2 separate regions of the Homo sapiens genome follow, and region 2 is linked to region 1. A link is a contact called in ENCODE Hi-C or POLR2A ChIA-PET data. All regions are on one chromosome and are shown on one strand. Each heading gives the region's core, a stretch centred on a gene start or an enhancer-like site at or near the end of the contact. The rest is flanking DNA. Distances are from core to core; before and after follow the strand shown.

What was found. A loop is a pair of places that touch in the nucleus more often than their neighbours do. ChIA-PET counts read pairs that join two places held with the same protein, here RNA polymerase II (POLR2A). Pooled maps may share reads with other maps.
Region 2: a loop to region 1 is called in a map of endothelial cell of umbilical vein, with 5 times the contacts of the local background. The contact joins two enhancer-like sites. A Hi-C loop is called at or near these places in 13 of 168 maps with a recorded cell type or tissue (IMR-90, K562, Panc1 and 9 more) and 10 of 50 pooled maps. POLR2A ChIA-PET finds 5 or more read pairs at or near these places in 2 of 52 experiments (IMR-90 and Panc1).

What each region holds. Positions count from the first base shown.
Region 1 is chr3:11,378,001-11,381,348 of GRCh38, forward strand. It overlaps ATG7 (autophagy related 7), which reads left to right. Exons shown (of 21, transcript NM_001349232.2): 19 at 1,972-2,052. Among named protein-coding and RNA genes, the nearest start is that of ATG7, 110 kb to the left of the region's middle. Within about 2 kb of position 1,676, at least 3 of the 41 ENCODE cell types and tissues checked have a DNase peak (open chromatin) inside an H3K27ac peak, as active enhancers do; they include Panc1 and endothelial cell of umbilical vein, where a contact is called at or near this core.
Region 2 is chr3:11,555,947-11,559,294 of GRCh38, forward strand. It overlaps ATG7 (autophagy related 7), which reads left to right. Exons shown (of 21, transcript NM_001349232.2): 21 at 1-1,719. VGLL4 (vestigial like family member 4) reads right to left here. Exons shown (of 5, transcript NM_001128219.3): 5 at 123-2,881. The coding sequence ends at 2,610. Among named protein-coding and RNA genes, the nearest start is that of VGLL4, 86 kb to the right of the region's middle. Within about 2 kb of position 1,569, at least 16 of the 41 ENCODE cell types and tissues checked have a DNase peak (open chromatin) inside an H3K27ac peak, as active enhancers do; they include Panc1 and endothelial cell of umbilical vein, where a contact is called at or near this core.

The sequences.
Region 1 (3,348 bases), core at 426-2,925:
GGCTATCTAACTTATACCAGTTACCAATTTTTTTTTTTTTTTTTTGAGATGGAGTCTTACTCTGTCACTCAGGCTGGATCTCAGCTCACTGCAACCTCTGCCTCCCAGGATCAAGTGATTCTCCTGCCTCAGCCTCCCGAGGAGCTGGGATTACATGGGTGCACCACCACACCCGGCTAATTATTTTGTATTTTTAGCAGAGGTGGGGGTTTTGCCATGTTGTCCAGGCTGGTCTCAAACTCCTGACCTCAGGTGATCTGCCCGCCTCAGCCTCCCAAAGTGCTAGGAGTACAGACGTGAGCCACTGTGCCCTGCCAAATTTTTAAAATGTCTTTATCAATATGCTATGTGTTTTTTAATGCAATCCGAGATCAAGTGTTTGATAGAAATGATAAATTCGGGCTGGGCGCGGTGGCTCACGCCCGTAACCCCAGCACTTTGGGAGGCTGAGGCAGGCAGGTCACCTGAGGCCAGGAGTTCAAGATCAGCCTGGACAACATGGCAAAACCCCATCTCTACTAAAAATAGAAAAAACTTAGCTGGGTGTGGTGGTGGGCGCCTGTAATTCCAGCTACTCGGGAGGCTGAGGCAGGAGAATCACTTGAACCCAGGAGGCAGAGGTTGCGGTGAGCTGAGATCACACCACTGTACTCCAGCCTGGGCGACAGAGTGAGACTCCATCTCCAAAAAAAAAAAAAAAAAAAAAAAATTGCTGTAGGCATGTTTTTCCAGGTTTGATTTTTTTCCAGAGAGAAGTATGCACAAACAGTTAACACTGTTACAGTGTGAGCATCAGGATGGAGTTATCCAAAACTCAAAAGAAGCCTTTTTCTTTAAATAGTTTGTCAAATTGTTTGTTTTTCGGGGGGTGGGGGATTTGAGGGAGAGGGCATGGTGTTAATAGGATGGCTAAACGGTGGTGGATCGGGTCTTCTGTTCTGTTCAAGTGAGAGTGTTAAAGTTGTGAGAAGACCTAGTGTTGAAGACAAACGCTGTGGTATTCTGAGAGGGAGGGAAGCAGAGAAGCTCAGGCCGGGGGCAGGTTCACATCAGGAGGTCCATTTTTGAGTCTTGGCTCCATTACTTACTGTTTACCTGAGCCAAGTTGCCATTCTTCCTGAGCCTGAGGTTTTTCAACATAAAATGGGGAATTTGAAAGGTCAAATAAATTAATTCATAATATTTGTGTTGTCTGGTTTATTATAAACGTTGAGTCCTATGGAGAGTTTAGAGATGTTACCATTCATATTTTTATGATATATAGAACAGCTTAAAGCTCCCCCTTTGGTGTAAGTATAGTATATACAGGTATAATGTTCTGAATAAATTACTTCAGTTATAGTTTGTGAAACCTGATTATAGCTGATACTCTGGAAATGTAACTCAGTTGTAGTCCAGAATTTTATGCTCAAGGTGGTGCTGTTTCCCCATAAATCTGATGATGTTTTACATTTTATCTCTATCTGTTCCAAATCAAGCAAATAACTGGATATATGTCTAGGGCCATTTCGGCCTTCCACAGTCCCCCAAGCCATCTTTCCTTGTGAGACCCCACCCAAAATCATGTCATAGAAATGTGTATTTACCCCATATTCACTAGAACACATGTGGGAGCTTAAGAGTTGAGTATACCAGTGGACCTGTTCAACATTTTGGAAGACATTTGTTAAAAAATACTTTAGATACTACAGCTTGCTTTTTGTATTTTAGAGTCAGTTTGTTTTTAGGTCAGAAATATTTGAAAAGCTTGTAAGCCCTGGCTCCTAATGGAATAAAGGACCTAATATAGTTCTTCTGCAAACTGATTACGTTACAAGGGAAAATACTCATTTCGAACTTATTTTTGCTCATAATCTCTTTCCGGGCCGCCATATTAATCATTTCCTACTTGTTGTCAGAAACCAGACGTGCATTTCATAGATGTGGTCGTTGTGTGTTTGATGTGAATTGTTTTGTTTTGTTTGTTTTTAGATCCGGGGATTTCTTTCACGGTTTGATAATGTCCTTCCCGTCAGCCTGGCATTTGACAAATGTACAGCTTGTTCTTCCAAAGTAAGTCATTTTGTATTGGAGGGACTTGTTTTTAAAAGTGAGCGGGTCAGCATTTGACCGCAGCCTCACCAGCTGGAGCCCTTGAAACCAACTAAGGGCTTTTTGTGGGGGAAGGGTGGGGTCTAAACCCTCAGAAAGGACTTTGTTTTCATGGATCTGTATTCATTCTCACAGTGGTTTAAAACCAGCCTGAGAAAATGTGTAGGGAGACTGAGTTAAAATATTTCAACTCTGTATCAATACTTGCATCATGCTAATTTTGTCTTGAATTTGAACTTTACTGCTCTTTGTTCCTCCCCAGAGGGTTCCCTCCTAGCCAGGACCCTCATAGAGCAATTTTTTAAAGCGTTACTCTGAGGGTGAGGCGGCCCTGGCTATGCATCTTCTGCAGATCCACATAATTACAAAGAAAAAGTAAACAGAGATTAGGGGCCTGGATGGGGAGCCACTAAAAGGGCCCCTTCAGCTTTGATCTTTCCAGAAGCTCTAAAAATAGAGCTGGTATGTTAGCCATCGTAATGTGAAACGGCTGATATATCTCAAAACTACAGTGATGGCATCTCGTGTTTTAATAGGCTTTCGGATACCATCTGAGTGATTTTTACATGCACACTGTATGTGATAGCTGATTTCCTTTCAAGTGTTCCTTTCAGCCTTCTGCTGCCCAGCGACTTGACCTGGGCTTTTAAGGCTCATGATTGCTGATAAGTAAAGATTTTCATGTTGAAGTGCTATACAAAATAATGTTGGTGACCACTAATCCCCAACTGTGGCTTCTCAGTTACAATTTGGAACTATTTTTCGTGTAGCCTTCGTCTGTCTGCCACTGTGGAAGAAAGAGAATTCTAGGGATGTATTTCTCTATTCTGAGTTGACAAGCTTCCTTTGAAAACTGTACTTGGGCTATATTTTATGGGAAGCACAATCCTGACCAGTTTCTCTAAAAATTGAATGTAGAATTGACAAGCAATGTTGATAAATTTGGTTACGTTTAGATGCTCAAAAATTGAGACTAATTATTTTCTTTTTGCTTCCGAAGTAAACTAAGCCTGTTTTATTATGCATCCCAAGTGCCTATGTTGAGATTTCAAGCTTAGACTTTGTCAGTAGTTACCCATGAGCCCATTCTTTCTGTAGTTTCCTTTAAGATATATCTGCTCAAGCCAGGACCTCAAGGATGTCTGCATGCACCCCCATCTTCAGAAATGCAAGTTTTAGGATTGTATACTACATCTTTAGTGGAGCAGATTTTTTTTTTCTTTGAATGGTTGAGCTAACTGGTCTCAAAATAACTTG
Region 2 (3,348 bases), core at 319-2,818, 180 kb after region 1:
CAGTCCAAGTTCCAGTGGCTGTCGTTCAGCTCATGGGAGCTTCATGGGGACACAGCCGGCACAGGTGCAGGGCCCGAGTCCGCCCACCCAGCCTGGCGCTGAAACTGCACACGTACACTATGTGGTTTAAGAGCACTTTATTATTGTTCTTAAGGCTACTTTTAAGTACAAAAAAAGATGGCCTGCCAAACCTTTTTTTTTCTTCTTCCAGGAAAAACAGGCCACAGAGAATGGTATATTACAGATTTACACACATGAAGAGAAGGTCAGAGCGCACTGCAGGCAGCGCGGCTCTGGGAAGAACTTCACGGAGCCCCTTCTTAGAGCAGGGAGGGGGCTTTCTCAGTGAAATGTTTGGTTTTCTGCTGCCTCCTCTGCCCCAGGCCCCCCTCCAGGGTACTGCCTATCCCAGATAGGTCAGTGCACCAGGGACCCGGCCGCCAGCACCGCCGACCCCTCCCAGAGTGACGCCCTTGTTCACTGACAAAGAGACCTGTCCCAGGAGTGTCCTCCACCGAGCCGGTCAGCTGTGGGTGGTTTTCCTGTTACGACGCTCAGTAGCCTGTAGCAATAACAAACTCGTGGCTATGAATGCAGATGCAGTGTTCTCATAGAATAACTGTTCCTGCACTTTTACAGACAAATCTACGACAAAAAAAAAGATCAACTTTTTTTTTCCGAACAACAAAAAAAATGAATGATTACAATAGGAAAGGGAAAAATTAAATAGCTACATATCATTAACAAATTAATGTTCTTCAAAAAATACCTACAAATTTCTCTGTACATTCTTTACGCACAGCGTAACGATGGTCTCAAAATCACCCATATAGAAAAGTGTTCTCAACGATTTTTCCTACAGAAAATATAGGGGCCTGAATGCCAAAGCTTGGAAGCCCAGTACAGTGGGAGTGAAATGTGTGCGGGGCAAGGAGAAGGGCTTTTCTTTCCTCCACTTTTCAAAGGCCTGCAGCCACTCTGTGACTACAAGAGCCAGTCCTCCGACCTTTTCACCCAGTGCCAATTTCCAAAATTCAACAGCTAAAAACTGTAAAACCGGGGGTCATACGGTGTGCAGAGTCCACAAAGCCTTGCAGGTGAGGTGACCACGCCCACGTCACCTGGTCAGGTGCCATCGTCGTGAGCCTCTGGTGGGCCAGGTGGGACACAGCACACCCCAGGGGGAGGGGATAGAAACGCTCATTGACCAAAAAGGAGCAGCTGTGACCTCCACAGCTGTGTCTGTCATGCTTGCTTCATCTAATTTCTAGTTAGTAGCTATTAATATAGCAAATAATAAATGCAGTAATAACAGTATAAAGTCAGAGGAATGTATACTGCCTTGGCCCCAGCGTACGAGGAAGCGTATAAAACACCATATCACAGATTGTCTGTCAGTAATCTGCTGTTCAGCCAAGAGAGTTCAAAGGGAGCAGTTTCTGCATGTAGGGAAGTTGGAAGACACAAACCCCACCTCCCCTGGGAGCTTGTAACAAAGCAGACAGGGATGCAAAAATAAATGATGTCAGCCTGCAGCCAAACTCCAGCATCCCACACCGCAGCTGACCCACTGCTCATCGCGAGGGCCTGCCAGGAGCTGGCCTCCCGCACTACTTGTGAGTAAAGTGAATATCAAATACCAATCTTAGAGTACAACTGTACCAGCAGTAAGTATATCTAGGACTGTAACTGACAAAAATAAACTAATTCTGAAAAGAAGATAGTAAGTATTAAGGTTTTTGTTTACTGTCTATATAATTAATAGAAACCAGCTATTTTTTCTCCATTAAAACATGCATCACGTTTAAAGCACTATGGAATCCTCCAACCTCAGCTCTAGTCTAACAAACTGCAGTGTTCAGAGAAGATAAAATGCCCGTGATTGGTAGAGTCTGCAGTCCAGTTGCAAGCACCTGAAATCTAGAGAGAGAAAGACCTATAACCTGTATGAGACTTCCCCTTCCAAAGCTGTATTGTCTACATTAAAAAAAACAAAAACAGTAACAACAACAAACACACAAATGGTCAGAAATGTCATCCTTAAACCCTTTGTTTTTCAGCAGTTTGCCCTCAGAGTTCTGGCATAACACATAAAGTTGTCAGGCAACTTTAGTCCTCCTCCAATAGTGCAAATCAGACACGACAGTTCTCTTCAAGTATACACACGCACACACATGGACCGAACCAAACACGCCGTGGAAGCTGAGCCACACACACCCCGGTCTCAAGAAGCAAAGGAAAAAGCACAAAGCGTCTGAGTCACCAATTCATCATGGCTTGTGACTGAGAAAGCGCTGTGGAGTCCTGGCCCCGTCGGGGCAGCAGACCTGCATCAGAGGTTTCTTTGGTAACTGAGGCAGGAAGTAAGGATGCTACATTAGACAGATGTTCCACGCGTAGTTCCTGCTATCATGTTTGAGGGCCCCCTTGTACGGATACCAAGCAAGTACAAAAACAGAACACAAATCCCAACAACATGGTTTTTGCAAATAAACCATCCCTTCCCTTCCCCCCACCCCACCCCCATGATTTTTTTTTTTTTAAGTACTGACTGTTCAAAGCTCAGGCAAACCATGCAGATCCACGTGTTGTTGGAGGAGGCGCTCCCTTCAGGAGACCACAGAGGGGGAGTGACTGTGGCTGACCATGTGGGCAGAGGGGCTGGCGGGCTGGCCCCTGCGAGAGGCGGACTCAGGGCTGCTGGATGCTCCGTCCTTGGCCGCTTTGATCTGGAGCCACGTGTCACCCAGAGCTTTGGCAAAGTGGTCGTCCACGGAGCCCGTGATGGACACGGAGTTGGGTGCCGGCTCGGGCTCCTTGTAATTCTTGCCCAGGCTCCTGCGGAAATGCTCCTCCACCACGGGGTCACAGGTGGTGGCAGCTGCAGGCAAGCAGGAAGGCAGGCAGTCAGACACAGGTGGCTGCAGACAGACAGGCACGGTTGCAGCACCCTCCCTCAGGCAGCCCAGAGCCGGACTGGCTGCCACGGTCAGCGTGGGCTCTGCAGACAGAACCCACCTCCCCCGGCTAAGTCAGGCACTTGGGCAGGTCACTTTTCTGTAAAATGGTGATGTACCAACTGCACTGGGCCAGAGTCCGAGTTCAGAAAGAGAATGTGGCATTAAATTTAAATAACAGTAGCCGCTGCCCTCCCTGCAACTAGGGCATGAGACCCTGGAACTGAGCGAGGCGGTGTGTTTCTCATGCCCTTCCCACCCAAGTCATGCGCAACGCTAGGCGCACACTGGACGTGCTCAAGAAATACTTTTTCAACCTCAGCAATAGATGGGCTCAGGGGCGAGAGGTTTCAGCCAACAGCATGACAGAGAAGGGCTCTGCTGCCACTAG